Linked DNA regions of Homo sapiens: region 1 is linked to region 2. A link is a loop called in an ENCODE intact Hi-C map of the cell type or tissue named here. Cell type or tissue: heart left ventricle. All regions are shown on one strand. Each heading gives the region's core, and the rest is flanking DNA. Links, peaks and the distances in the headings are about the cores only.

Region 1 (12,342 bases), core at 1,798-9,797, 330 kb before region 2:
ACAAAAACTGCTGAAGAGTCCATAAATATCCTATTCAATTGCAAGAATTTATCAATTTACACTGGAGATTTCTAACCCTGCTACATATCTTAATAGTAAGCATCTGGAGGTCAATTAAGCTTTTATTTTATATAAATAAGTGCAACTTTTGGAGAAACACACTCATCCCCCAAATAACACATTCATGTATTAAAGCCTAGAAATACTTTAAATTACCTCTGAGCTATTCAAGTGTGGGTTCCCAGTGAAGTCCTGTTCTAGGGAAAATTGTTCTCCAGTGGGAGAAGCTCTGTCAACATACAGCTTAGGGATATGGCAGGGCACACATGGCCTCTAAGGGGATTATAGCTTGAACCCTTAGCATCCTCCTGTTGGGTAATCCATGTGTCATCTCTCCACTCTTTCTCATGCTGTGTTAGGTATGAAATAGCATCGCTCATGAATATGCAAATAACTGAGATGACTATAGATATCTTTGTGCCCTGAGAGCATCACCCAACAACCACATCCCTCCTCAGAAGCCCCCAGAGCACAACGCCTCACCATGGACTGGACCTGGAGGATCCTCTTTTTGGTGGCAGCAGCCACAGGTAAGGGGCTGCCAAATCCCAGTGAGGAGGAAGGGATCGAGGCCAGTCAAGGGGAATTCCATCCACTCCTGTGTCTTCTCTACAGGTGCCCACTCCCAGGTCCAGCTTGTGCAGTCTGGGGCTGAGGTGAAGAAGCCTGGGGCCTCAGTGAAGGTTTCCTGCAAGGCTTCTGGATACACCTTCACTAGCTATGCTATGCATTGGGTGCGCCAGGCCCCCGGACAAAGGCTTGAGTGGATGGGATGGATCAACGCTGGCAATGGTAACACAAAATATTCACAGAAGTTCCAGGGCAGAGTCACCATTACCAGGGACACATCCGCGAGCACAGCCTACATGGAGCTGAGCAGCCTGAGATCTGAAGACACGGCTGTGTATTACTGTGCGAGAGACACAGTGTGAAAACCCACATCCTGAGAGTGTCAGAAACCCCAGGGGGGAAGCAGCTGTGCTGGCATGGAGGAAATGACAAAGATTATTAGATTGAAGACTTTCTCAGAAAATGATATTAAGTCATTAAGGAAAAGGAACAATATAAACATGTATTTGAGAAATTTTAATTATTTGAGAGATTTTTCATACAATATTTATTCTGCAAGCAAATTTCAGGGATTGAATTAATAAAACTGATACAGAACTTCCTCTGTAGGTATCTGTGTAAACATCAATTTCTGAATCAGTGTTGTAAATATTTTGGAACACACACACAAATCACATTTTATCTCTACTTTTATCTCTATTATTAAAAATGCCAAAAAAACTCATTTTGTGCATGTAGCATTTTGAATTCCCACCATCAATGCATGATAGTTCTTGGTTTTCCACATTCATATTGCCATTTATCATTATGAGAATTGTGTGTTTTAACCATTCTAATAGGTGAGTAATGGTATCTAATTTTTAGTTAAATGCACATTTCCGTAATAAAAATTCACATTTAACAATTTTCATATAATTTTTGCCGAGATGCCTCTTCTCATATTTGGTTCATTTTTAACTGCATTGTTTTCTTTTGATTAGTTGTAAGTTTACTTGCATATTGATTATAAAATCATTTAACAAATTAAAAGAATTCATTTAACAAATATGTGACTTGGAAGTATTTTCTCCAAGTCTGCGGCTGTCTTTTACTCCCTTATCAGTATGTATTGCAGAAAAGTGTGTGTGTGTGTGTGTGTGTGTTTATACAAATTTAGATTTTAAAAATGTAAAATGTTATTCATCCACAGATCATGTCTTTGGTATTATATCTGAAATCTCATTATAAAATACAGTAATATCAATTACTTTTTCCATGTCTCTAATCTCAGGCTACAATCATCTCATGAGTGTTTAAGCTTCACCTACTTGATTGGAGGACTATCAACCTAACATATTTGGAATACTTCTGTAAAAAGATGTGTTCCTCTTCCTATTATTTCTTTATTTGATCACTTATTAATATGTGTATTGGTTTATGGATGTCTATTTCATACTCTGAAGAAGATCCATGCTACATTATTCATTTTATTTTTCAAACCACCATGGCTTTATTATGTGCTGGGAGCTCATTGAGTTTGGATCCTGCATCCTTACAGCTCACCTCATGCTTTTGTTTTTGAACACTTCCCTGTTTCCTGCTATTATAATAAATTCTAAACTCATTTTCTATATTATCTTTTTCATACATAGAATCAGCCATTTTTCTAAAGATTGCTTGCTTCTGATGTTAAAGAATAGTATTTAAAAAATTGTAATACTGGGTATGTGCATTGTTAATGTGGTATAAGTACTTGCAGGACCTCTCAACCAACTGGCCTAGTAAACTATGTATCTAACCTTCTGTAATGTGATTACATTAAAAATGAGAACACACTGGTCTCTCTACCCAATTATGCTACCACATGGATCTTTCTAGCCTTCCTTCCTTGACTGTCTATAACCTCTCACTGCAAAATGAGGAACCCCATCCAACCATATGCCATTTTATTACTTAGCTGCACAATTTCAGGACACATGCATAGCAGTATCAGAAATGTAAAGCTGTACCCTTGTAGGAAACATGTTTATCTACTAGAATAGAGTGCTTATGTTCAGTTTCTTTACACTTTAAACTTACAGAGTTTCCTCATTTTCAAAGTTCCTTAGGTCAGCAACTTCATTTTCCACTTTCTTCAGTGAAGTCATTTCAATGACACTGTATAATTTGATTTATTTGAAATTCTATAAAAGCCAAAACTGTAGTCAAGTAAACAACAACATATAGAGGATATTCGAGGAGTTTAGAGACTGGGTATAAAATAAGTTAAAAAGACACTGTTTAAGAAGATTAAAATTATTTTTAGTGATATGCAATGGTTCAGATATGACACAATTAATTTGTCTAAGCACATAGTTTTGTGATGGAAAATATAAACCTAAATATATACAATTAAAAAAAATTTAGCAGTTCATTAACCCAAGGATCAAATGCAGATTGTATAAAATTATCTCATTACTTATTTTGTGAGGGTGGAGATTTCATGAGATGTATGCAACAAAGAATGAGGTAATTTTCCTGATTTGCATATAAGATGTTGCCATTCACTAAAGACCTTTAATTTTTTAAATTTTTTTTTAAATCAATTTTCTATGTGACCCAGGTTTTTTCCTCTTGACAAGCAAATAACCGACAGGATTATTTTCTTTCCTTGGTTGAGAAATATTTCCCCAAACTTCAGCTCAGTTCAGGCATACACTGTCCCTGAATGGGCATTTACCCTCAGATGGGTACACACATCTGTCAACATGTGGACTCTTCTGTCAGACAAACGCACCTTTACTCACGTGGATTCTTCTCTCAGACAAACACACATGTCCCCACGTGGACTCTTTCCTCAGACTACCACATATGTTCTTACATTTACTCTTTCCTCAGAAAACAGACATTTCCTCATGTGGACTCTTGTCTCAGACAAGCAAACATGTCTCCATGTGAACTCTTCACTCACATAAGTACACATATGTCCACATTTACTGTTTCCTTACACAAGTACATATATCCAATGTCGAATTGTTCTGTGGCAAAATGATCTCAAGATAATGATAATCATAAACCCCCTCCCTGACAAGGCGTAGATCTGTATTTTTTTCATTGTAACCTAACTTTGCCTTATTGTCAAGAACAGTAGTTTGCAGCTCTAAATATACCAATTAGAGACAGGTGTCCATTTTCTCTGGAAACGTATTTTTATGTTCTTACTGGACATATTTGTTGATAATGTTTGCTATTATGAAGATACCCCAACAGTGTCCACATTAGAGAATAAAAAAGAGTAATGGGCAGATTAACTCTGTGCATCCAGACCCAGAAATCCTTTGACCTTGACTTCCCTGAAATGTAGACACAGAGGATGGATGAGCAATGCTGAGCAGTGCACCCATGACCACAAAAAGAAAGACGTGGAAATGTGTCCCCTCCACTTCTCATGAAAGGCAGCTCATCCCCTGTTCCCTCAGGCCCTGGCGAGGAGCCACCCCATGTCTGTGCCCTTCCTCAGTGTCCACACCGTGGGGTCTGCATTGATCTGGATTCCCTTCTCATCCCCGTCAATATTAGTGTCCTTCGTAAATCAGGTCCAGCTGTGGCTTCTCCTCACGGGGCTGTTCTCAGTCTGTTTTCTGTGTTCACGGAAGTCCTGTGTGAAGTTTACTGATGGAGTCAGAGGGGGAAAAATTTTACAGCCCAGTGGTGAGACTCTCCTGCAAAGCCTCTGGTTTCACCTTTACTGGTTACAGCATGAGCTTGGTCCAGCATGCTTCACAACAGGGATAGGTGTGGGTGCCAACAGTGAGTGATCAAGTATGAATTCTCAGGGTTACTCTCCATGAGTACAAATAAATTAACAATCTCAAGCAACACCCTTTTAAGTGCAGTCTGCCTTACAATGACCAATCTGAAAGCCAAGGACAAGGTCATGTATTACTGTGAGTGACACAGTGAGGGAAACCCTGTGTGAGCCCAGACACAAAGCTCACCGCAGGGAGACAGGAGGGGACTATGTGGTAGATGCTGCTCAGAACCACCAGGGGGCACTCAGAACCATCAGGGAGGGTGCACAGAACCACCAGGAGGGGCTCAGGACACCAGGGGGCGCTCAGAACCACCAGGGGGCACTCAGGACCATCAGGGAGGGTGCACAGAACCACCAGGAGGGGCTCAGGACACCAGGGGGCGCTCAGAACCACCAGGGGGCACTCAGGACCATCAGGGAGGGTGCACAGAACCACCAGGAGGGGCTCAGGACACCAGGGGGCGCTCAGAACCACCAGGGGGCACTCAGGACCATCAGGGAGGGTGCACAGAACCACCAGGAGGGGCTCAGGACACCAGGGGGCGCTCAGAACCACCAGGGGGCACTCAGGACCATCAGGGAGGGTGCACAGAACCACCAGGAGGGGCTCAGGACACCAGGGGGCGCTCAGAACCACCAGGGGGCACTCAGGACCATCAGGGAGGGTGCACAGAACCACCAGGAGGGGCTCAGGACACCAGGGGGTGCTCAGAACACTAGGAGGTGCTATGAATCACTAGGGGGCGCTCAGGACTCAAGGGAGCACTCAGAACCACCAGGGATAGCTCAGGACACCAGGGGGCACTCAGAACCGCCAGGGGGCACTCAGGACCATCAGGGAGGGTGCACAGAACCACCAGGAGGGGCTCAGGACACCAGGGGGCGCTCAGAACCACCAGGGGGCACTCAGGACCATCAGGGAGGGTGCACAGAACCACCAGGAGGGGCTCAGGACACCAGGGGGTGCTCAGAACACTAGGAGGTGCTATGAATCACTAGGGGGCGCTCAGGACTCAAGGGAGCACTCAGAACCACCAGGGATAGCTCAGGACACCAGGGGGCACTCAGGACCATCAGGGAGGGTGCACAGAACCACCAGGAGGGGCTCAGGACACCAGGGGGCGCTCAGAACCACCAGGGGGCACTCAGGACCATCAGGGAGGGTGCACAGAACCACCAGGAGGCACTCAGGACACCAGGGGGTGCTCAGAACCACCAGGAGGTGCTCAGGACACCAGGGGGCGCTCAGAACACTAGGAGGTGCTATGAATCACTAGGGGGCGCTCAGGACACAAGGGAGCACTCAGAACCACCAGGGATAGCTCAGGATACCAGGGGGCACTCGGAACCGCCAGGGGGCGCTCAGGACACTAGGGGGCGCTCAGAACCACCAGGGGGTGCTCAGGACACCAGGAGGCACTCAGAACCGCCAGGGGGCGCTCAGGACACTAGGGGGCGCTCAGAACCGCCAGGGGGCGCTCAGAAGAAGCAGGGGGTGCTCAGAACACCAGAGGGTGCTCAGAAGCACCAGGGGGCGCTCAGGACACCAAGGGGCACTCATGAGACTGTGGCAAGGGGGTGCTGAGAACCACAGGATGTGACCAAGACACCAGGGGGCACTCAGAACTGCCAGGGGGTGCTCAGGACACCAGAGGATTCTCAGAACCACCAGGGGATGCTCAGGAAACTAGCGGGTGCTCAGAACCACCGGAGGACACTCAGAAAACCAGGGGATGCTCAGGAACCACCAGGGGGCGCTCACGACACCAGCGGGCAGTCAGAACCACCAGGGCATGCTCAGAACCACCAGGGGGCGCTCAGGACACCAGGGGATGCTCAGGACACTAGGGGCGCTCAGGAACCACCAGGGGGCGCTCACGACACCAGTGGGCAGTCAGAACCACCAGGGCATGCTCAGGACCACCAGGGGGCGCTCAGGACACCAGGGGATGCTCAGGACACCAGGGGTCGCTCAGGAACCACCAGGGGATGCTCAGGACACTAGGGGGCGCTCAGGAACCACCAGGGGTCACCCAGGACACCAGGGGTCGCTCAGGAAACCAGAGGGTGCCCAGGAAACCAGGGGAGGTTCAGGAACCACCAGGGGGCACTGAGGACACCAAGGGGTGCTCAGAACCACCAGGGGGCGCTCAGGACACTAGTAGGCACTGAGGAACCACCAGGGGGGGCTCAGGACACCAGAGGTCGCTCAGAAAACCAGGGGGTGCTCAGAACCACCAGGGGGCACTCAGGAACCACCAGTGGGTGTTCAGGACAGCAAGAATGGCTCAGGACACCAGGGAGCACTCAGGACCTCCAAGGGGCTCTTTGGAGGCAGCTCCATATCAGGTACCTGGGGAGGATGAGGTTTCCTTTTCCACCTTGGTGATTCCTGACCTGGTCAAGCAAAAGTCTTCCCCAGGATCTCTTACGATGTCTTCCTTGTAACTCATGGTTTCTTTCACCTATAAAACATTAACTTAGAACAGGGGTTCAATTCAACTTTTAACTCTGCCTATTTTCAGAGTTATACTAGCAATGATATATCTCAGTATATTTTTTTTAATTGTGTATATTCAATCCAAAGTCTGGCTCTATGCACAATTTTTTTGTTTTCTGTGCTGTCAGACACACTATTGTAAATGCTTTTCTAACAACTCAGCATATGCATGGGGTCCAGTTTCTTTTCCTTTCATCGGCTGTTTGTGCAGATGAAACACCACTTTAAGGGCTCCTGTCCTCCACTTTGGCCCCTGGTGTTCTGCTTCTCAAACTTTCTCCATCTTCTCTTTTTCTGTCAAAATATTTTATCTTCCTCAGTCTCCATGCAGGAAACAGGAAGTCCTTTTACTTCCTGTCCTCCATGTCTGGTAAATCAGTTCACTTCTTTTCATGATCACTGAAGCCAACCAAGTTTAGGAGAGTAACAGTTCTCCTTAGAATACACTCTACCTGCAGACCCTCTGCCCTCATCACACTTTTCTAGGGTCCTGCAGACATAACCCCCACCCATTCCTCTTTTTCCCTAAGTACCACAGACTAGGCTCTGCAACTTATGCTACCCTCTGTGTGCTCAGCCCAGGGGCTCAGTAGTGCTTTCATGAAGTCCAAATCCCTAATGTGTTTGCCCAGTCTCAGACCACCCTCCAGCAAGCTGCCATTGTGATTGAATCCTGCAAAGCATGGGCTGCTTTCAGTTTCCTATTGCTGGATGTTCTTTATTATAAAGGCATATTGGCAAATAACGACTAGAGTTTGTATTGAAAATTAACGCCAAAAAGTTTTTTAAAAAATTTTTCAAATAGAAAAGTTCTATCCTGCCTAGTTTAAAAAAATACAATGTTACTTTAATCAATGATTTAATAAAAATTTAAGTGATGTTTGTCTTATTAGTTATTCAATTTATTAATAACTGACTGATATTTAAAAAGTAAATACTGGCTGGGCGCAGTGGCTCACGCCTGTAATCTCAGCACTTTGGGAGGGTGAGGTGGGTGGATCACCTGAGGTCGGGAATTCGAGACCAGCCTGACCAACATGGAGAAACCCCCTCTCTACTAAAAATACAAAATTAGCTGGGCGTGGCGGGGAAGCTGAGGCAGGAGAATCGCTTGAACCTGGGAGGCGGAGGTTGCGGTGAGCCGAGAACACGCCATTGCACTCCAGCCTGGGCGACAAGACCAAAACTCTGTCTCAAAAAAAAAAAAAAGTAAATACCATTGTACACTTAAGTAATATATTTGGCAAGAATGGCATTTACATTCATTCAAAAATGAAACTGCAAATACGAGTTACATTCAATTAAATAATTAAAATAATATAGAAAAAAATGGGTGTGTTGTTTTGGTGTTTAATATACATTCATTTTTGCATGGACGGGTATATGTGTCATTGCTGGGCTGTTGTGTATGTGTGCGTGTGTGTGTGTGTCTGTGTGTACAACTATGAAGTTTAAAATATATTATTAAATTACGTAGTTATATTAATCCAAATTTATCATGTTAAAATATTAGGAAAAAAACACCAGTAGAGAAATTACAGAGAACATCAGCAATGCCTACAGCATTTACAAGAGTCACATTAATAACAAACAAACTAGTTCAAATGTTTAGATATGACACATGCAGTAGAAAACGTTCACATGGTATTAACACAAAAATGGTGCACAACTGAGGAAATTATAATACGTTCATGATATTGGCTACATAAATGCTTATGATAGTAATGCTTTTCATCCATCAAATGCTTATGATAATGCTTTTCATCCATCATATTATAGATGATAAAACAACTCTATAAACACTTCCATCACTAGCGTTTAATATGAGATGCCTCACATCTTTTTCTGAAATAAATAAACATCTGTCCACCACTTCGATGATCATTTCAGGATTATCCTCTGAAATAATTATCCATAATAATTTTAGTAACAATTTTATTATTTTCAGAAGCCTATTTTATAAGGTCTTTGAACTATTATTTTTATGATTGTTACTTTATATTTTACACACTTTTTATTTGGAATAATTATAGGTTATCAGAACAATTGTAAGGAAAATACAGTGTGTTCACATCCATCTCCAAGTTTTCACTAAAGTTAATATGTCAAAAAAAACATGGGACATGGGACTAATATATTTACATTGATAAGTTTCTGTTTATTCAGCTCTGGGATTTATTTGAATTTTGCCAATTTTTAACAGTTTCCTTTTTTCCTTTTTCTTTTCTTTTTGAGATAAGGTCTCACTTTCCTATTGCTTTTTGTTTGTTTCTTTGTTCAACCCAGGTAACCACATCAAATTCAGTCACCATGTTCCTCTCATATCTTCTGGTTAATCACAGTTTGGGTTCCTGCTGTCTTCCCATTGAATATTCTATAAATGAAACTAGTCAAATAAGTTGATTCTGGTCACTTATATATTTACCTATTTTATCACGTTTGTTTTGTCAATCACAGTAAGTGTCGAATTCGCTATCTGTTATAGATGTTAGCCTATTTTCTATCCCAGATCCATTGGTTAAATCTTTGGTGATGCCTTTTAGAAAACTGATCCCTTTACCCTATGTAATATGCCCCTTGATTCCTGAAAGTCTTATGTCTACCTTGTCTGAATTTAACATAGCTAAGCACGCTTTCTTTTCATTCATATTTTCATAGTCCATGTTTTCCTGTATTTAACTTTTCTATGTAGAGCAAATTTCTGTACAGAGCTAGTAGTTGGGTCTTGCTTTTTAAATCAACTATAATAAATTCTATTTTAAAACTGGTATTACTATTTTTCTGTTAATTTCTATTTTAATTTGGCATTTTATGATCATGTTTATTTCTCTATTAACTTATTGTTTAGCTCATCTTTTATGAATATTGTATTGGCCCTAAGATATACAATAAGAATTGTGTATAATCAGATTCTAATTCAAATAACGTAAAACCTCTTCATAGGTTGTAGAGCTATTATAACTTATTCTTCTAAACCCTCTTTCTCATCCGTTGTCTTAGTTTATTCTCAGTTTGCACTTATATGTGCTATAAAATATAATATGTGCATTTTTATCATTACATAGACATATATTAGAACAATTAAAAATATAAAAACTACATTTCAACTTCATTTTTTCATTCTTGACCACATTTTTTATTTGGATAGATTCATGTTTCGGATGTATATCATATGGCTACTCACCCTGGCGGAAAATTTGCCAAAGCACCTACTGAAGGATGAATGCACTAGCAATAAATTTTCTCAGAATCGATTTGTCTTACAGGGTATTCATTTGACTTTCGCTTTAAATGAAATTTTTAATATATATAGAATTCCAGTTTGACTTTAATTTGTAATTTATTTTCTTGTACTCATGTATTCATTATTTTCTTCCTGAAGATGGTAACACATTCCATTCTGCTGGGCCTTCATTATAGATATTTGTGTGTATCTATTCAGGGCTATATTTGCAATTTATGGATGCCACAATTATCAGAGTTGAAGTCAGCTTCTGCTGTCCACAGAGATTTCAAGTTCCTCCCATGATACTTGCTTTTGTGTCCCTGTTTGATCCTGGGTCTTTATATTTAGTTTTCCCCAGGGAGGCTGTCTGTTTCAGCTGTGGAAAGTGCACCCTACTGACAGTTTAAATTGATGACTGTGTGGTGAAGGAGGTTGGACAAAGCGGGACTTCCTCCAACCTTCTGACTGAGTCTCCTTCTTATGCAGGAGTAGTAAGCATAGTTCTGGGGAGTGGCCTTCCACATTGTCCTGTCCTTAACTCTTTCCCCAGGGCTGGAACGTCTTTTCCCAGACACAACTGTTTTTCACCAGTGTCCCCAGCTTTTTACCCACTATCCTTACCCTAAAGAGTAAGGATTTCTTTCCTGAGGAAAGAGATAGGAGGTGTTTCTGGATCAAGTTTCCTTGGTGTCGTCTGTTTCCTTTTGTTTCTGTTGACTTCACCACAGCTCATATGACACATGCTTTGGTGGATTTCCCCTGGAGGTAGTGGAGGTGCATTCAGGCATTCCACAGGAGCTGCTGTTCTTTTCCCCAGTCAACACCACAAGACACCAGATGAGGAAGTTGTCCGTGGATTTTTCAAGTTCTCTAGGAAAAGCTTGCAAGCACTAGGCCAATCTAACACCATTAGTACATGCATACTAAAAAAAAAAAAGTCATTAAGTATTTCTAGGTTAGTCTGTTTCTATCTCAAATGCCATCCAGTGGCACCTGCCCTATGTACACTAGCAGGTAGGTCCTGGTTCTCTCTGCAGGCTCCTATCTTCTCAGATTTCAGTTTTCTTGTTTGCTTGGTGAAATCAACTCAGATATGTTGAATGTTTTTTCTCTCTTTTATTTGTAGCTGTTCAGCTTCGTTGTTAATGAGGTCAGAATAAAATCACAGTTTTCTCATTTTTTTCACATTCCCACACTGAATAGCTGCTTTCCGTATAAAAGCCAGAAACTGAGAGAACACATTGAATATCCATTACAGGTGAATGTTAAACAATTTGAGATATGTTTGTGTACTGGAATAAAATGCTGCATTACAATCAAGTCATCACTCATTCACATAAAACATGGCCACATTCTCAAATAATGTAGGGACCTGAGTGCCCCTCCATCTACTGGCCTCTCCTGGGGCCCTAGCCTGGCCACACCTTCTTGCAGGGCAGTCTTGGACGCCCTGGGATCCCGCACCAAAATTTCTGCCCTGGCAGAACATGCCTGACTGGTGGAGAGCTCCAATCGGGCAGCCCTCATGTGCACACACCAGCTTACACACTTCCTCCGAATACTGTAGGTTCACCCAGGCCCACGTAACTTCCCACATCACTTTGCAGTCACATGTCTGTATAGGTGGGTTTTGCTTTTCTTGTCCCACCATTGCGTGGAGTGCAGTCCCCTCCCCCCACCCCAACCACCATGGCAGAGGAAGCTTTGGTGGGGAAAAAGCCAGGGCCGCTCCTGTCAGCGTCCCGCACTTGCGCTAATTCTGCACAGAGAATAGCAGATCATCTCACACATTCAGAAATCACTCCTGCTTGTGGGGCATGAATACGGCACCCGGGCCTGTGCCCACAAGTGTCCCATCCCTGAGCCAACACCTCCTCCAGTGTGACCTTGAACACAGTCACCAACAGGGCCCCACACACCCACAGACGCAATGCCTCTGCCACTGTGGCGAACACCTGCAGGGAGGCAGGCACCCAGACACCCACTAGCACTCTGCCACAGCTGCCACACCTCCAACAGCCCAGGACAGTGGATTCCTAACCTTAAGGAGCCGGAGAACCAAGTCAGGGACTAGTATAACTTCCCCCAGAGTCAGAGCACACAGTCTAGGTGTTGGGAGCTGAGCACTGGCCACCTAAATTTTTCCAGAAATGAAGCCAGTTGGCTGAATCCACCTTATACCACAATCAAACCCTCAAGGTCATCCAATAGGGT
Region 2 (12,342 bases), core at 2,642-10,641:
GAAGGCCTCCGTGTGCTCAGAATCAGCTCACACCCCGGGGACGAACCTCAGAGGGCCGGGACAAGGAAAGGAAGGCCCCGGCCCAACATCGGGGTCTGGGCGCTGGTGGGACAGGGCAGGCTCAGCCTTGGGGCCGGTCAGGGCCCTGTTGGGGTTCGGGTCCCCCTGCCAGGTCCGCGTCTGCAGCCACAGCCCCTCAACCCCAGCAGGGACCCCAGAGACCGGCTCGGGACCCCCTGGTGGCCGTCTTGTGCCACTGCAGTTCTGCTGCTGAGAGGTTCCCGGGGTTCCCGGGGTTCCCGGGGTCCCTGGCCCGGCAGCCTCCTGGGCTCCCAGGCAGGCGCGCTCTGCCGTCCGCTCATGCGGGGACAGCGGACCTCAGAGGCAAGCCTAAAAGACGCGCCCAGATCAGGATCCCAGGAACCCAGCTCACATACAAATCAGAAAAGCCCTAAAGAAGCAGAAACAAGAATCAGTGAAACAAGAAACTATAGAATAAGAACCCAAACAAAAGCAAAATGTCGGCGTTATCAGACATAGAATATGCAATGTGTGCTTCAGAGGGTTTTTTTGTTTGTTTTGTTTTGAGATGGAGTCTCGCTCTGTCGCCCAGGCTGGAGTACAGTGGTGCGATCTCGGCTCACTGCAACCTCCGCCTCCCGAGTTCAAGCGATTCTCCTGCCTCAGCCTCCTGAATAGCTGGGACTACAGGTGCCCGCCACCACGCCCGACTAATTTTTTTGGATTTTTAGTAGACACGGGGTTTCACCGTGTTAGCCAGGATGGTCTCGATCTCCTGACCTCATGATCTTCCTGCCTCAGCCTCCCAAAGTACTGGGATTACAGCGTGGCCACCACGCTCGGCCAAGAGATTTTTTAAACTTACTTACAGAAGCTATTCAAATATTACTGCAAAATGGGAAATTACTGCACATTGCATTTTGAAATGACCTGAGAGTTTTACGAAGAACTTCTAGAATTGAAAACCGTAATAGATGAGGCTAAAATAAGAATGGATGGGACAGGCAGCGCAGAGGACACGCAGGAGCGGGAGCTGGTAACACCGAAGAAAGAGCAGGAGACGCCACCCAGCCCGAGCGCAGCCCCGCGGAGGCTGGACGGAGGCTCCCACAAGGGCTTCTTCTGCCCAAAGGAGAAACAGAGTCGGGGGAGGCAGTGGCTGGGAATTTTCCAAAATCGCTGAATAACAGGACGCGTCAGGATCAAGGCCAAGTCCCAAGCAGGATAAATAAAAGCAAACTCCACGTCCACACCTTGACGCTTGCCGATGGAGCTGCCAACACCAGAGGCAAAGAGACTTTAGAAGCATCCAAAAGGAGGCCGGGCGTGGTGGCTCACATCTGTAATCCCAGCACTTTTCGAGGCAGAGGTGGGTGGGTCACCTGAGGTCAGGAGTTGGAGAGACCAGCCAGGCCAACATGGTGAAACCCGGTCTCTATTAAAAACACAAAAATTAGCTGGACGTGGTGGCGGGTGTCTGTGGTCCCAGCTACTCGGGAGGCTGAGGCAGGAGAATCGCTTGAGCCCGGGAGGCGGAGGTTGCAGTGAGCTGCCATCGCGCCACTACCCTCCAGCCTGGGAGACAGAGTGAGACTCTATCAAAAAAAAAAAAAAAATCCGTCAGGGCCGGCCCAGGCAGGTGCACTCGCGCGGCCACAGACTCCAGAGCCGGACTCGGGAGCCCCCCGGCGGCCGTCCCGTGCCACTGCACGTTCTCATAGACAGGAGAGTCTCAAGAACCCTGGAGCAAACAAGACGCCTGGAGCAGCCTCCCAGCATCTACTCACCTCTGCCGGCCGTTTACACCCGAAAGCCACCCCTCAAGACCAGGACAACGGTGACACTTTCATACAAAGGGCACAGGCACTTAACTCCGCACGCTGGCTGCTGGCGCCTCCTAAGAGTGTGTTTAGAAATGTTAAAGAAAAAATTATTCCATGATAGTTGTTCAATGCGGAGGCAGGTGTGATTCAGGACCACCGCCGCAGGAGCAGGGACCACGGCCATGCGGGAGAGAGATGGGGCTCAGTTCTTAACACAGCATGGGCTGGCGGGGATTGACAGCCAGGGAGCTGGGTAAACTCGGAGGACGGACATTCCCAAGAGGAAATATTGGGGGGAAGGAGGGTTCTGGCTAAATTAGCCCAGGAAGATTTTTGCTGAAGACAGACCAGGGTGATCAGACCTGGGAGATGGTGGAAGATGAGGAACTCAGGATCAAGGGTGATCAAATGTCAAGAGTGGGTCTTTAACCTGATTTAGGGGGGTTCTTTTTTTTTCTTTTTTTTTTTTTTTTTGAGACGTAGTCTCACTCTGTCACCAGGCAGTGGCACGTGTCATCGTGCAGTGGCACGATCTTGGCTCACTGCAACCTCTGCCTCCTGGGTTCAAGCAATTCTCCTGCCTCAGCCTCCCGAGTAGCTGGGATTATAGGCGCGTGCCACCACACCCAGCTAATTTTCGTATTTTTAGTAGAGACAGGGTTTCACCATGTTGGCCAGGCTGGTCTGGAACTCCTGACCTCAGATGATCAGCCCACCTCAGCCTCCCAGAGTGCTGGGATTACAGGCATGAGCCACCGCTCCGGGCCCCACCGGGTACTTTTTAAAGCCTTTTTCTTACAAGGAAGTGCAGGCCGGCCTAGGAGAAGTTTCCAGAGCCCGACTGCAGTTTAGCCAAGCAGAGAATCTTTGTCAGTCCACACTGTTTAAGGAAAGAGGAGACATTCTCGTTTCCCTCCAACAATATAAGTCCATTTTCTTGTTGGGTGGCCTTTCGTTCATTAAGAACCAGCTGGATTTTCTGTTGGGACTGGATAGAAGAGGACATTTCGCCGCATGGTGCTAGCAGTTGGACATTCGAAGAGGAGAGACTCTGAAAATAAATGAAACACAAAGGTTAACACTTAGAAATGCAGTTTCTGAGCCCAGTGGGCACCAGGCCAGAAGATTTCTAGACGCTGGGCCTGAAGCATCTTCAGCTGCAGCCAGGTAGGCAGCTGAAGGGCCTTCCTGATTTGCAGGTCAGGTGTTGCAGAAGCTGCCCGCACAGGATCTGTGGGGATGATTTCTCTGAAGTTTACATCAACTTGTCCCATTTCAGCTCACAGGGCTTCAGGAAAAGGGCAGTTTTAAATTTGACTGATTCCAAGTCAGAGGGTGAGGGAAAAATTAGTTTGCAGAGTTGTTGCCTGATATTAGAGAAAACTAGAAGAATTCTGAAGGGGCCAGCCCCTCCACACCTGTGGGTATTTCTCATCAGGTAGGACGAGAGACTGAGAAAAGAAATAAGACACAGAGACAAAGTATAGAGAAAGCACAGTGGGCCCAGGAAACCGGCGCTCAGCATACAGAGGACCTGCACCGGCACCGGCCTCTGAGTTCCCTCAGTATTTATTAATTACTATTTTCACTATCTCAGCAAGAGGAATGCGGCAGGAGAACAGGGTGACAGTGGGGAGAAGGTCAGCAAGAAAACGTGAGCAAAGGAATCTGTGTCACAAATAAGTTCAAGGGAAGGTACTATGCCTGGACATGCACATAGGACAGATTTATGTTTCTCTCCACCCAAACATTTCAGTGGAGTAAAGAATAACAAGGCAGCATTGCTGCCAGCATGTCTCGTCTCCCACCACAGGGTGGTTTTTCTCCTATCTCAGAATAGAATAAATGTACAATCGGGTTTTATACCGAGACATTCCGTTCCCAGGGGCAGGCAGGAGACAGAGGCCTTCCTCTATCTCAACTGCAAGAGGCCTTCCTCTTTTACCAATCCACCTCAGCACAGACCCTTCACGGGTGTCGGGCTGGGGGACGGTTAGGTCTTTCTCATCCCACGAGGCCATATTTCAGACTGTCACATGGGGAGAAACCGTGGACAATACCCGGCTTTCCAGGGCAGAGGTCCCTGCGGCTTTCCGCAGTGTATTGTGCCCCTGGTTCATCGAGACTGGAGAATGGCGATGACTTTTACCAAGCATACTGCCTGTGAACACTTTGTTAACAAGGCACGTCCTGCACAGCCCTAGATCCCTGAAACCTTGATTCCATACAGCACAGGTTTCTGTGAGCTCCAGGTTGGGGCAAAGTGGCTGGGGCAGAGTTACAGATTAACACCTCAGGGCAAAGCAGTTGTTCAGGGTACAGGTCAAAATGGAGTTTCTTATGTGTTCCTTTTCTACATAGACACAGTAACAGTTTGATCTCTCTTTCTTTTCCCTACATAGCCCCCTTTCCTTTTGACAAAACCGCCATCGTCATTATGGCCCCTTCTCGCTGGTCGCTGTCTCTTCAGAGCTGCGGGATATACCTGTAGACTTTGTTTTTTTCAGGCTTTTCTTAGCTAACTGTGTCAGCTCCTGTATTTGGCCCCAGGTCAGTGGCTTTGCTTCCTTGGTGGATGGCAACTTCTTCTGTAAGTTGTAGATACTAAATTGGAAGCTGGTTTTTTCCTGGGGAAATACAAGCAAAACTTCTCCCCCATGTTATCACCTTCCCTATTTCCCATGTCTTGTTTTTGTTGTCTTTCCACCACATCAGTTTTCCTTCATGTGGGCTGCTCTTTTTGCCAGTAAAATGTTGTTCTGCAGAAGTAGTGGTCTGATTTCTATAAATGTTTAAACAATTTAAAGTATAGATTGCTAGGTTAAGTTGCATCTGGGGAGCGTTATACTCCTGTCTTTTTCTTCTTTTTGTTTCACCAGTTGAGATTTTGAGTGTTCTATTAGTTCTTTCAATTATGGCCTGTCCTTGGGAATTATACAGGATTCCTGTTGTATGTGTAATTTTCCACTGATTTAAGAATTTTTGAAATGTTTTACTACAGTATCCTGGCCCATTATCTAATTTTTTCTGGAACTCCCATGACAGCAAAACAAGACAATAAATGTCTTTTAACATGGGAAGTACTTTCTCCTGTCTGGCAGGTTGCCCATACAAAATGTGAATAAGTATCAACTGTCACATGGACAAATGATAATTTTCCAAATGAAGGTACAGGTGTGACATCCGTTTGCCATAACGCATTAGGACATAGACCTCTGGGATTAACTTCTGCCTCCTGAGTGGGCAGGTGTAGGACTTGACACTAGGTGCAATGCTGTACAATATTTTTTGCCTGTTTCCATGTGATACCAAATTTATTTTTTAGTCCTGTTGCATTTACATGAGTTGAGGCATGAAGTTCTTGTGCTTCCATGAAGGCAGATGACACTAGCAAGTCAGCTTGTTCATTTGCTTTAGTTAAAGGCCCTGGTAAATTAGTATGCGCTCGAATTGAGTAATATAAAATGGGAAATTTCTTTTTCTCACAGTTTGTTGTAACAAATTAAACAGCTGGTTTAACTGATCATCCATGCTATATTTAATTAGGGCTGTCTCAACATCCTTTGTACCCTGTACTACATATGCAGAATCTGATACAATGCTAATAGGCTGATTAAAATCTTATAACACTGAAATGACAGCAACCAACTCTGCTCTTTGAGCTGAGTGATATTGAGTTTCAGTGACTCGTTCTTTTGGCCCAGTGTAAGCCACTTTTCCATTGCTAGAACCATCAGTAAACACCGTCAGAGCATTTTTTTAAAGGTTTCTGTCTGGTAATTTTAGGTAAAATCCAAGTAGTCAATTTTAAAAACTGGAAGATTTTCGTTTTGGGGTAATGATTATCAATAATTCCCACAAAATCAGCAAGACCCATCTGCCATGCACCAGAATTTATAAAGGCTTGTCTAACCTGTTCCTTGTTTACAGGAACAATGATTTTATCTGGGTCAATTCCACACAATTTTATTATTCGTAATTTTGCCTGACTAATTAATGTAGCCGTTTGATCCAAGTGCAATGTAAAAGTCTTAATCGTACTGTGAGGAAGGAAGGACCACTCCACAAGATCTGTGTTTTGAACAATGATGCCTGTTGGAGAATGTGCAGTAGCAAAAATCAAAAGTCGGAGTGGGGCTAAGTGGTCTATTCTATTTACTTGTGCTGGCTGAATTTTTTCTTCAACTAATTCAATTTCTTTCGTGGCCTCTGGAGTTAATGTTCTTTTACTATTCGATTCTGGATCCCCGCTCAAGATAGAGAACAAATTTGACATGGCATTAAGTCTACAAGTTTGTGTCCTATCCTGAGGTCGCAGGGTGCTCCACTGAGTGAGGACTGCCCGCCCCACCCAGAGGTGTCGGTTACTTCACCATGGCAGTTGTGGCCCCTGCTGCTGCACATGCCGCCCCAGGGGGCACTGCCTCAGGAAAGCCAGGCACACCCAAGGGTGCAGGAATGGCAGGCCCTGGCGGTTTGGCGCGCAACAGCCGGAACAAGTACATGCGCTCGGGCCTCTGTTCCACCTTCACCATCCAGTCTCTGCAGCCGCAGCCACCCCCTCAGCCTCGGCCTGCAGCGGTGCTCCCCAACGCAGCTCCTGCAGTCCAAGCCCCTGGGAGGCCTGCCTGGAGGCTGAGGAAGCCGGCTTCCCTCTGCAGGTCATCCTGACCCCGCCCGAGGCCCCAAACCCGAAACTGGAAGAGCCGAATGTGGAGCCGGGCTTGCGCCGCCCTTTGCCCCCGGAAGTGGAAGTGGAAGGGCCCGAGGAAGAGCTGGAATTCGCGGGGGAGAGAGGGTTCGTGCCAGAAACCGCCAAGGCCGAGCCTGAAGTCCCTCCACAGGAGGGCGTGCCAGCGTGGCTGCCGAGGTCCTTATGGACACCGCAGGGCAGGCGGGCGGCCACGCGGCTTCCAGCCCTCAGATCTCCCAGCCGCAGAAGGGCCGGAAGCCCCGGGACCTAGAGCTTCCACTCAGCCCGAGCCTGCTAGGTGCGCCGGGACCCGAACGGACCCCAGGATCGGGAACTGGCTCCGGCCTCCAGGCGCCGAGGCCGGCGCTGACCCTGTCCCTGCTTCCTACGCACACGTTGACCCCGGCGCTGCTGACACCCAGCTCGCTGCCTCCCAGCGTTCACTTCCGGAGCAGCCTGAGTCCCGCTGCGCCCCGCAGCCCGGCCAAGCTCTCCTGCCAGCTTCCGTCCAGTGGCGGCGCCCAGGTGCACATCCCTTCCATCGGCGTGGCTGGCCTCTCGACCCCCGCGGTGCTCTCGCCAGGGCCGCAGAGGCCATGACCACCACCAGCACCACCACCCCTTCTGGGGTCCCTCCATCCGTGCTCTCTCAAGGAGAAACACAGTTCAACTGAAAGACTCATGCTCTGATTGTGGTGGGGTGGGGATCCTTGGGAAGGATTTCTCCCAGGAGTGACTCTCATTAACTCCTCCACAGAAAACACTCAGCTTCCACAGCTTCTCTCTTTTCTCTCTTTTCTGTCCGTCCCCCAGTGGCTGCCCTGACACGTCTCCTACTTCAATGGTAGGGGCGGTTTATTTATTTATTTTTTGAAGGCCACTGGGAAGCGCCTGACCTAACCTATTAGGGTGGTCAGGACGTCTCCCCCACCTCCCCGCTTTTTTCCCCAAGACAGGACAATCGGGGTCTGACTTGAGAACGACCTTTCTTTCTTCATTCCTCGGCCTGCCCGTGGGGAGATGAGGGAGCCCTGTGTCCATTTTAGGATGTGAGTAGAAGTTAGTTTCGTTTTATTATTCCTGGCCATACTCGGGGTCCAGGAAGAATTTGTACCATTTAATGGGTTGGGAGTCTTGGCCAAGGCAGAATCACACCCTTGGAATAGAAATTTCCACCTCCCCAACCTTTCTCTCAGACAGCTTATCCTTTTTTAACCAACTTTTTGGCCAGGGAGGAATGTCCCTTTGTTCTTCTTCCCCCTGAGAAGCCATTCCTTTGTCTGCCAAACTCCCTGGGGTCCTGCCTGTTTCCTCCCATGGAGGGGTTTTGTGGGGGTGGTTCCTGTCTGGGGGGGCCCCTCCAGCCAGTACTCCAGGTCTCCCTGTCTCTCCCGTGCTGCCATTTTGATAGTATAATCTATTTTTAAATGGGGCTTTTCAATAGGGGAGAGGGAGTCATCTCTTCCTATATTTGGTGGGGTGGGTGTGAAGAAAGGGATTTGGGAGGGAATCTTCCTGCCGCCTCCCCCCCAGATGTTTATTTTTGATAACAAATGTGTATTTTCAGTTCCCTCCCTCCCAGCCCCCCAATTTCCTACAGGTAGGTACAAAGGACACTTTCAATGTCCCTGGAGGTGGGAGGGAGGAATGGGGGACATAAAGCCTGTCCTGTCTCTATTCTAGGCAGGAAGAGTGGGTTCAAAAGACTCCTGGGCTTCCCTGTCAGCCCTGGCCCAGCCCAGGCCTTGGGACCTGGGGGTTGGTGATTTGGGGGACGGTGCTACACTCGTCTCCACTGTTTTGCTTCCCCAAAATGGACCTTTTTTTTTTCTAAAGAGTCCCAGAGAATGGGGAATTGTTCCTGTAAATATATATTTTTCAAGGTGAAAAAAAAAAAAGAAAAACCTGCCATAATGAAGAGCAGACCAATATTCCAGAAAACTGTCACTTTAACAGAGAAGACCAAATTCTAGTTTCACATGAACTGTTAATATTAAAGCTAATTTTAATTAAACCTTATAAATAATTCCATCCAGGCTGGGCAAGGTGGCTTACACCTGTAGTCCCAGCATTCCAGGAGGGTGGATCACTTAAGCCCAGGAGTTTGAGATCAGCCTGGGCAACATGGGGAAGCCCTGTCTCTACAAAAAATACAAAAAAAAAATTGGCCAGGCATGGTGGCACGTGCCCGTAGTCCCAGCTACTTGGGAGGCTGAGGTGGGAGGATTGCTTGAGCCCTCCCACCTCAACCTCCCTCAGCCTCAGTGCTGAGTGCCACTGCACTGCTGCCTAGGCAACACAGTGGGACCCTGTCTCAAAAATAAATAAATAAATAAATCCGGCCAGGTGCAGTGGCTCATGCCTGTAATCCCAACACTTTGGGAGGCCTAGGCGGGTGGATCATGAGGTCAGGAGTTCGAGACCAGCCTGGCCAACGTGGTGAAACCCCTGTCTCTACTAAAACTATAAAAATTAGCTGGGCGTGGTGGTGGGCACCTGTAATCCCAGCTACTCTGGAGGCTGAGGCAGGAGAATCGCTTGAACCCAAGAGGCAGAGGTTGCAGTGAACCGAGATCACACCATTGCACTCCAGCTTAGGCAACAAGAGTGAAACTCTGTCTCAAAAAAATAAATAAATAAATCCAATCACAGCCGCCTTTGACCACATAAGATCCCTTTTCCACAATCCTTTTACAACTTTTTATTTGTTTGTTTTTTGTTTTGTTTTGTTTTTTGTTTTTGTTTTTGTTTTTTTTGAGACAAAGCACTGACCTGGCTGCCGAGCCCCGCCCCCTAGGCTGCAGGGGTGCCTGCAGAAGGGCACCACAGGGCCACCAGTCCTGCAAGCTTTCTGGGGCAGGCCGGGCCTGACTTTGGCTTTGGGGCAGGGAGGGGGCTAAGGTGAGGCAGGTGGCACCAGCCAGGTGCACACTCAATGCCCGTGAGCCCAGACACTGGACCCTGCCTGGACCCTCGCGGATAGACAAGAACCGAGGGGCCTCTGCACCCTGGGCCCAGCTCTGTCCCACACCGCGGTCACATGGCACCACCTCTCTTGCAGCCTCCACCAAGGGCCCATCGGTCTTCCCCCTGGTGCCCTCCTCCAGGAGCGTCTCTGAGGGCACAGCGGCCCTGGGCTGCCTGGTCAAGGACTACTTCCCCGAACCGGTGACGGTGTCGTGGAACTCAGGGGCCCTGACCAGAAGCGTGCACACCTTCCCGGCTGTCCTACAGTCCTCAGGACTCTACTCCCTCAGCAGCGTGGTGACCGTGCCCTCCAGCAGCTTGGGCACCCAGACCTACACCTGCAACGTAGATCACAAGCCCAGCAACACCAAGGTGGACAAGACAGTTGGTGAGAGGCCAGCACAGGGAGGGAGGGTGTCTGCTGGAAGCCAGGCTCAGCCCTCTTGCCTGGACGTACCCCGGCTGTGCAGCCCCAGTCCAGGGCAGCAAGGCAGGCCCCATCTGTCTCCTCACCCGGAGGCCTCTGCCCGCCCCACTCATGCTCAGGGAGAGGGTCTTCTGGCTTTTTCCACCAGGCTCCAGGCAGCCACAGGCTGGAAGCCCCTACCCCAGGCCCTGCGCACAAAGGGGCAGGTGCTGCACTTAGACTGGCCAAGAGCCATATCCGGGAAGACCCTGCCCCTGACCTAAGCCCACCCCAAAGGCCAAGATCTCCACTCCCTCAGCTCAGACACCTCTCCTCCCAGATCTGAGTAACTCCCAATCTTCTCTCTGCAGAGCCCAAAACCCCATGTTGTGACACAACTCACACATGCCCACCATGTGCAAGTAAGCCAGCCCAGGCCTCGCCCTCCAGCTCAAGGCGGGACAGGTGCCCTAGAGTAGCCTGCGTCCAGGGACAGGCCCCAACCGGGTGCTGACACGTCCGCCTCCATCTCTTCCTCAGCAACTGAACCCCTGGGGGGACCGTCAGTCTTCCTCTTCCCCCCAAAACCCAAGGATACCCTCATGATCTCCCGGACCCCTGAGGTCACGTGCGTGGTGGTGGACGTGAGCCACGAAGACCCTGAGGTCAAGTTCAACTGGTACGTGGACGGCGTGGAGGTGCATAATGCCAAGACAAAGCCGTGGGAGGAGCAGTACAACAGCACGTACCATGTGGTCAGCGTCCTCACCGTCGTGCACCAGAACTGGCTGAACGGCAAGGAGTACAAGTGCAAGGTCTCCAACAAAGGCCTCCCAGCCCCCATCGAGAAAACCATCTCCAAAACCAAAGGTGGGACCCACGGAGCGCGAAGGCCACGTGGACAGAGGCCGGCTTGGCCCACCCTCTGCCCTGGGAGTGACCGCTGTACCAACCTCTGTCCCTACAGGGCAGCCCCGAGAACCACAGGTGTACACCCTGCCCCCATCCCAGAAGATGACCAAGAACCAGGTCACCCTGACCTGCCTGGTCAAAGGCTTCTACCCCAGCGACATCGCCGTGGAGTGGGAGAGCAATGGGCAGCCGGAGAACAACTACAAGACCACGCCTCCCATGCTGGACTCCAACGGCTCCTTCTTCCTCTATAGCAAGCTCACCGTGGACAAGAGCAGGTGGCAGCAGGGGAACGTCTTCTCATGCTCCGTGATGCATGAGGGTCTGCAGAACCACTACACGCAGAAGAGCCTCTCCCTGTCCCCGGGGTAAATGAGTGCGACGGCCGGCAAGCCCCCGCTCCCCGGGCTCTCGCGGTCGCACGAGGATGCTTGGCACGTACCCCGTCTACATACTTCCCAGGCACCCAGCATGGAAATAAAGCACCCACCACTGCCCTGGGCCCCTGCGAGACTGTGATGGTTCTTTCCACGGGTCAGGCCGAGTCTGAGGCCTGAGTGGCATGAGGGAGGCAGAGCGGGTCCCACTGTCCCCACACTGGCCCAGGCTGTGCAGGTGTGCCTGGGCCGCCTAGGGTGGGGCTCAGCCAGGGGCTGCCCTCGGCAGGGTGGGGGATTTGCCAGCGTGGCCCTCCCTCCAGCAGCACCTGCCCTGGGCTGAGCCACGAGAAGCCCTAGGAGCCCCTGGGGACAGACACACAGCCCCTGCCTCTGTAGGAGACTGTCCTGTTCTGTGAGCGCCCTGTCCTCCGACCCCCCATGCCCACTCGGGGGCATGCCTAGTCCATGTGCGTAGGGACAGGCCCTCCCTCACCCATCTACCCCCACGGCACTAACCCCTGGCAGCCCTGCCCAGCCTCGCACCCGCATGGGGACACAACCGACTCCGGGGACATGCACTCTCGGGCCCTATGGAGGGACTGGTCCAGATGCCCACACACACACTCAGCCCAGACCCGTTCAACAAACCCCGCACTGAGGTTGGCCGGCCACACGGCCACCACACACACACGTGCACGCCTCACACACGGAGCCTCACCCGGGCGAACTGCACAGCACCCAGACCAGAGCAAGGTCCTCGCACACGTGAACACTCCTCGGACACAGGCCCCTACAAGCCCCATGCGGCACCTCAAGGCCCACGAGCCTCTCGGCAGCTTCTCCACTTGCTGACCAGCTCAGACAAACCCAGTCCTCCTCTCACAAAGTGCCCCTGCAGCCGCCACACACACACAGGGGATCACACACCACGTCACGTCCCTGGCCCTGGCCCACTTCCCAATACAGCCCTTCCCTGCTCCTGGGGTCACATGAGGGGTGGGCTTCATATCTCCTGCCCTCTGGGGCTCAGGGAGGGACACGGGAGACGGGGAGCGGGTCCTGCTGAGGGCCAGGTCGCTATTTAGGGCCGGGTGTCTGGCTGAGCCCCAGGGCCAAAGCCGGTGCCCAGGATGGACAGCT

Evidence for each region. Hi-C counts contacts between places; a loop is a spot of excess contacts. Peaks named below come from ENCODE experiments on the same cell type or tissue, not always from the same donor. Only the 100,000 strongest peaks of a DNase experiment are listed, where the experiment ranks them.
Region 1: a loop joins it to region 2, with 8 times the contacts of the local background. A loop is called at or near these places in 9 of 110 quality-filtered maps.

The regions. Positions count from the first base shown.
Region 1 is chr14:105,993,735-106,006,076 of GRCh38, reverse strand. It overlaps IGH, the pseudogene IGHVIII-2-1 and IGHV1-3. Among named protein-coding and RNA genes, the nearest start is that of FAM30A, 82 kb to the right of the region's middle. In heart left ventricle, for the core only: CTCF peaks have their summits at 6,407 (motif pointing right) and 6,618 (motif pointing right); a DNase peak (open chromatin) is centred at 6,566; H3K27me3 peaks cover 576 bases.
Region 2 is chr14:105,667,101-105,679,442 of GRCh38, reverse strand. It overlaps IGH, the pseudogene IGHGP and the pseudogene ELK2AP. Among named protein-coding and RNA genes, the nearest start is that of MIR8071-2, 33 kb to the right of the region's middle. In heart left ventricle, for the core only: no CTCF peak of the experiment used is centred there; no DNase peak of the experiment used is centred there.